Linked DNA regions of Homo sapiens: region 1 is linked to region 2. Evidence: chromatin contacts called from ENCODE Hi-C or POLR2A ChIA-PET data. All regions are on one chromosome and are shown on one strand. The core of a region is the stretch at or near the end of the contact, and the rest is flanking DNA. Distances in the headings are between cores, read along the strand shown. Region 1 overlaps PPP1R2 (protein phosphatase 1 regulatory inhibitor subunit 2). Region 2 has its middle 99 kb from the start of LINC01972.

The links. Hi-C counts contacts between places; a loop is a spot of excess contacts on that map. ChIA-PET counts read pairs that join two places held with the same protein, here RNA polymerase II (POLR2A).
Region 1: a map of transverse colon shows a loop between it and region 2 (14-fold over the local background). The contact joins two enhancer-like sites. A Hi-C loop is called at or near these places in 1 of 168 maps with a recorded cell type or tissue (transverse colon). POLR2A ChIA-PET finds 5 or more read pairs at or near these places in 1 of 52 experiments (MCF 10A).

The regions. Positions count from the first base shown.
Region 1 is chr3:195,531,701-195,534,916 of GRCh38, forward strand. All of the region lies in intron 1 of PPP1R2 (protein phosphatase 1 regulatory inhibitor subunit 2), which reads right to left. Among named protein-coding and RNA genes, the nearest start is that of PPP1R2, 10 kb to the right of the region's middle. Within about 2 kb of position 1,424, at least 2 of the 41 ENCODE cell types and tissues checked have a DNase peak (open chromatin) inside an H3K27ac peak, as active enhancers do.
Region 2 is chr3:194,865,961-194,869,292 of GRCh38, forward strand. No RefSeq gene overlaps it. Among named protein-coding and RNA genes, the nearest start is that of LINC01972, 99 kb to the left of the region's middle. Within about 2 kb of position 1,436, at least 13 of the 41 ENCODE cell types and tissues checked have a DNase peak (open chromatin) inside an H3K27ac peak, as active enhancers do.

The sequences.
Region 1 (3,216 bases), core at 174-2,673, 670 kb after region 2:
TTTAGTGCACGTGCTCCTGAAGTAAGCACTAGCCATTACGAAGTGTACAATTCTATGGCATTAAGAACATCACATCATTGTGCAAGCATCACCACCATTCATCTCCAGAACTTTTTCATCTTCCCCAACTGAAACTGTACTCATTAAGTACTAACTCCCCACTCTCCCCAGCCCCTAGACCTGGCAACCACCATTCTACTTCTATCTCTAGAAATGTGACCACTCTAGGTACCTCGCAGAAGCGAAATCATGAAGTATTTGTCCTTTTGTGACTGGCGTATCTCACTAAGCATAATGTCTTCAAGGTTCATTCATATTGTAGCATGTGTCAGAATGTCTCTCTTTTTTTAAGAGACTGGGTCTCTGTCACCCCAGGCTAGAGTAAAGTGGCATGATCATAGTTCACTGCAGTCTCGAACTCCTGGACTCAAGTGATCCTCCTGCCTCAGCCTCCTGACTAGGTGGGACCACAGGTACGCACCACCATGCCCAGCTAATTTTTCTTTTTCTTTTTCTTTTTTTTTTTTTTTTTTTACAGGTGGAGTCTTGCTATGTTGTCAGGCTGGTATCAAACTCCTGGCCTCAAGCAATTCCCCTGCCTCAGCCTCCCAAAGTACTGGAATTACAGGTATGAGCCACCACACCTGGCCATAATCAAATTAATATGTCCTTAGTATTTGAAAAAAGTCACCTGCCAGGAGTGGGACTGTGTAATTTTTAAGGGAACTCATCACACTCTTCTGGGACTGAACTAGACTGGGTAAACAGAGCTTGCTTTAACAATACCGATGTCTTCAGATGCCTAGGCTTCTGCCTGTCACATAGTTGAGCTTGTGGCAGAAAACAAAAAACAAATTTAACCGGGAGACAGACACTGAAGGTTCAAGTTTCAGTTACCCTTTACTATAGAGAAGCCAAAAAAAAATCTTCTCTTGGACTCTATTTATAGTTGACCCTTGAATATTATGAGTTTGAACTGTGTGGGTCCACTTATATGCGGATTTTTTTTCAACAAATCTACTGGAAATTTTTTTGGAGGCTTGTGACAATTTGAAGAAACTCAGATAAACCACATAGCCCAGAAATATTTAAAAAAACCTTAAAAGTTAGTTATGTCATAAGTGCATTATACATAGAGAATAGTCTACTTTATCATTTACTACCATAAAATATTCACAAGCCTAGTTAAAATGTAACGTTAAAATTTATCAAAACATGCACATACAACACATGGTGTTGGATCTGCAGTTGGATCATAACTGCATAAAATTAACTACAGTACATACTATTCTATGTCACAGTTTCACAGCTATCTCTTGTTGCTACTGCAGTCTCCTCAAGTGTTGCAAGTTTGCTTAAAATGCTCTATGATGCGGCCAGGCACGTCTGTAATCCCAGCACTTTGGGAGGCTGAGGCAGGTGGATCACTTGAGGTTAGGCGCTCGAGACCAGCCTAGCCAACATGGTGAAACCCCGTCTCTACCAAAAATACAAAAAAATTAGGCATGGTGGCTTGCGCTTGTAGTCCTAGCTACTCAGGAGGCTGATGCAGAAGAATCACTTGAACCCGGGAGGCAGGGGTTGCAGTGAGCAGAGATCATGCCACTGCACTCCAGCCTGGGCAACAGAGTAAGACTCTGCCTCAGGAAAAAAAAAAAAAAAAGCTCTATGATGCTAGTTGTTTCAGTGTGAGTAGTTTGTTGCTCCAGTAAATTGCCTGTTGCAATAAAAAGTGATCTGTCTTGGTTTTTGAGTATTTTTTATCCTATTTAGTGCAATATTGTAAACCTTGAGTAACACCATGGGAGTCATACAAAATGCCACTAGAGATGCTGGAAGCATTCCCAAGAAGCAAAGTTGTGACATTACAAGAAAAAGTAGAACGCTTGATGAGTACCTTAGATGGAGCTCTGCAACTGCGGCTGCCCATCATTTAAACATGAATCCACCATAAAGACCATTGTAAAAATAAAATCAAATAAAAGGAAATTCACAAAGCTGTCACTGCAGTAGCGATACCAGCATGAAAACCTTGCATATTTTGTGAAGTGCCTTTTGTATTGCCGATGCATCTTTTATGTGAGTGCAGGATTGTACAAGACTATAGACTCTAATATGATTTGAGAAAAAATGATGTCACTATATGATAACTTAAAGCAAAAAGAAGGTGAAGAATCTAAAGTTGGAGAATTTAATGCGAGCAAACAATGGTTTGATAATTTTAGAAAGAGGTTTGGCTTTAAAATTACAAGATAACAGAGAAGCAGCTTCTGCCAACCAACAGGCTGCAGACGAGTTCCCAGAGGCCATTAAGAAAATCACTAATGAGAAAGGGCCAGGTGCAATGGCTCACACCTGTAATCCCACACTTTGGGAGGCTGAGGCAGGAGGATCTCTTGAGCCCAGGAGTTTGAGAACAGCTTGGGCAACCATAGTGAGACACTATCTCTACAAAAAATTTTTAAAATTAGCCAGGCATGATGGCACACACACACCTGCAGTCCCAGCTACTTGGGGGTGGCCTGAAGTGGGAGGATCACCTGAGCCCAGGAGGTCAAGGCTGCAGTGAGCCATCTGCAATCGAGCCACTGTAATCCAGCCTGGGTGGCAAAGTGAGACTGTCCAGAAAAAGAAAAAATTATTAAGGAGAAAGGACATCTGATCTGCCTGTACAGGTTTTTAATGAGAATAAAAGTGCCTGATTCTGGGGAAAAAAATGCCACAAAGGACATTTATTTATAAGAAAAGAGAAGCAAGCATCAGGATTTAAGGCAGGAAGGGACAGGCTAACTCTACTGTCTTGTGCCAATGCAGTAGGGTTTATGATCAGAACTGTCCTTAACTATAAAGCTGCTAACCCCGGAGCCTTGAAGGGAAAAGATAAACACCAGCTGCCAGTCTTGTGGTTGTAGAAGGTCTGGACAACGAGAACCCTCCTGGTTCCGTCCATGTTCTGTCCCCAGGGTAAGGAAGTACCTTGCCAATACAGAACTGCTTTTAAAAAAAAAAGAGAGATAGGGCATTACTCCATCGCCCAGGCTGGAGTGCAGTGGCACAATCATAGCTCACTGCAGCCTCGAACTCCTGGGCTTAAGTGATGTGACTGTGTCAGCCACCTGAGCAGCTAGGGCTGCAGGCTCAAGCCACGTGCCTGGCAGTAAAGTACCTTTTAAAGTTGTTTTGATTCTGGACAATGTCTCTCTTTGGCCACCTATG
Region 2 (3,332 bases), core at 186-2,685:
AGTGGCCTTTTCCATTAAATGGTCTCTGGGTCAACTTGCTAATCATAGAAAAATAATGTATTTTAACCCCTGTCTCACAGCTCACAAATAAATTAATCCCAATTGAGTCACAGATCAAAAACATTTTTAGAGCAAAACATAGAAAAATAGGTGAATATCTTGGAGTAGATAATGATTCTTTACTCAAGACAAGAAAGTCCCTAACCATAATATTGATAAATTGGATTATATTGCCCTGAAGAACTTCTGTTCATCAAAAGATACTACTGAGAACAGAGAAAGGCAACCCACAGAGTGGAAGAAGATATTTATAATACATACAGGACTCATACCAAGAATATATAAATAACTTCTGCAAATCAATAAGAAAAAGACAGAAAACCAGGTTCAAAAAGTGGACAAAAGACTTGATCAGATACTTCACAAAGGAAGTATCCAAAGTGCCAATAAACATATGGAGAATTGCTTAAGTTTATCAGTCATCAGGGAAATGCAAATCACAGACCACAACGCAATCACACTACACACCCGTCAGAATGACTACATCAAAAAAGATAGGAAATCGTGAGTATTGGTGAGGATGATGTGAAGCAACCAAGACTCTGTATATATACAGGTATACACACACACACGTATATATACCTTTGTAAAATGTCACTCCTAGTGTAAACTCAACAGAAATATGTATGTATGTGTGTGTGTGTATATATATATATATATATATATATATATATATATATATATATTCACCAAAAGACATACTAGAACATTATAGCAATGCTATTTATGATGTCTGAAAAAAAAACAACTCAAATGCCCACTGACATAGAATAGAACGGGAAATTTTCCCATTCTATTTCCCATTCCCAGTTGTAGCTCATATATTCTCATTGCTATTGTGTTACTATACCATTGATGGGAAAATGAATTGCGGTGTATTAACACGATAGCGATGAGAATATATGAACTACAACTATGAGCAATAGTATCAGGACAAATCTTACAACTGTGATGTTGAGTGGAAGAAACACAAATGAGGATATTCTGTATGTTTCCTTTATTTGAAGCAGGAAAAGGGACAGAACTCTTCTATCAGAAGTCAGGTCAGTGCTTACCTAGGGAGGGTGTAGCAACTGGAACAGGGTACAGGGAGGTTGGTCTCCTCAGGTGCTGCTGATGCTCTGTGTGAGCTATGTGCTGGCTGCAAAGGTGCATTTGTTTATGACAATTTACTGAGCTGTACACTTACTGTATCAATTAGCTGTTGCCATACCAAACCATCCCCAAACCCAGTGGCAGACAATAAGCATTTATTTCTTGCCGACTGGTTTGTGTTCAGTTGTTCAAAGTTGGGCTTGGCTGTGTTGAGGGCAGGCTTCTCCACATGTCTCAATCTCCTTTAACTGGCAGCCATCCAAGGCATGGTCTCAAAGGGTGAAAGGCAGGAGCCCAAGATAGGGAAATGGAAACACACAGGCTTCTTCGGGTCTCAGCTTGGAGCTAGTGTCCTCTGACTGCTGCCACATTCCAGTGGCCAAGGCAAGTCGCAGGACCAAGCCCGACATCAGTGGAGTGGGGAAATACGCGCCTCTCAAGCTCCTCCCCATGTAAACATTTGCTCAGCAATAATCTAATCCAGGACATTTATTAGAGGTGTGGCTTACTGTGTGTATTTCGTATTTCAAAGTTTTCAAAGGAAACCAAAAAGGGTGTAGGAACCGCTATCTTCCCCTACCTCCTCCACACTACTGGGTCCCCTCCCACTTCTGGGATCTTAATGGAAAGAGGATAAGTTATGAAAATTCTCTACACAAGCACAAGGAAGAAAGGAAGGAAGAACACGTGCTTCCTAGCACACAATGCGCTTCCCGTCAGCTGGGCTGGAGAGAAATGCCTCCCTGGTCTGCCACCCCCCACCCCCGCCAGAGACATGGCGGCAACAAGTCACCCCTTCCTGTAGTTGTAGCTGAAGGGACTGCTGTAAAGTGCAGCCCCAGTTTTCCCAGCCCCTGCTCCCTTACCTTCAAGGGCTCCCTATTGTAGTCACACTGTTTAATAAAGGGTGAACTTTATCCAGTGAGAAGGAAGGAGCTGAACATTTAAAAGGCTCAACATTTCTGCAAGACAAATTGAACTTTTTGCCTCCTAACCAACAATCCTGAAAAAGTCTCTCTTATTCATCGCAGATGCAGAAGGTTTAAGCAGGCACCAAATTACTCCAAGGGTAACATCCCAGTTCCTTGGTCTTTAGATCAGACGCACTAAGAGGGACGATAAGTCTTCAGAGAGGTCTGGTTCCTACTGTAATAAGAGCATGGGATTCTGTTCCTTCTCTGTAGGTAGGGAAAGTTCAAATGTACACAATAACAATTCATCCCTCTCTTGCAACTTATCTCATATAAACTCCATCTCTAGAATCAGGCTGCCTGGTGTCAAGTCTTGGCTCTACTTGCCGTGTGACCTTGGGTAAGTGATTCGACCACTGTCACCCTCAGGTCCTCCATCTGTAAAATGGAGATTTGCTTATTCATTCAATGGACCTTTATTGAAAGACCTACTATGTGTCCGGCAGGGTGCTGGGCTCTAGGGATACAATGGCAACTGAGATGGACATGGTCCTCGCCGTCATGGAGTTTATATGAAGGGTAGAGTCAAACCGCAAACACTCTGTCACATAACCACAATCTCAGCCATAGTGTCATGAGGAAAACAAACCATAGACTGAGATGGAAAATAACAGGAGAGTCAGGAAGGTGGTCTCACCAAAAGGTGACACACTTAAGCTGAGCCTCAAAGGAAGAGCAGCTAACCAGGGGAAGTCTTGCCAGGTGCAGGGAGCAGAGCTCGGTGAACTCGGGACACTGAGAGGCCAGTGACACAAGGGGAGAATGGCTTCAGGTGAGGCTGGAGGGAGAGGTAGGAGGTGCGTCCTGCAGGGCTGGGAAGCCGGGAAGGGAGTCTGGATTTATCCTACAGGCAGGGGGCGGCCACCGAGGGGTTGAGATGATCACGTGGCTGCTGGCAAAGATGGACTTGCGAGGTGGTGTGCAGGTTAAGAATGGATGTGAGACCAGCCAGAAGCCTATTGCAGGACCCCAGTGGGTCGTGGTGCTGGCGCTGGAGATGGGGAGAAGAAGGCAGTTGAGTCAAATGGCCCCCGTGGGGCGAGAAGCCCCAGGACTCAGGACAGAATGAAGATGGGGGAGTGTGTAGGTCTGGTTTGAGTCAGTGAGTGGAGATGGCTGTGACCTCCTGATATGCGAGAAAGAGTACAGGGAGAGGTGAGGAGAAAGCAAGGTAAGCCCAGGGCTTGCCAACACTGAGGGAGGGGA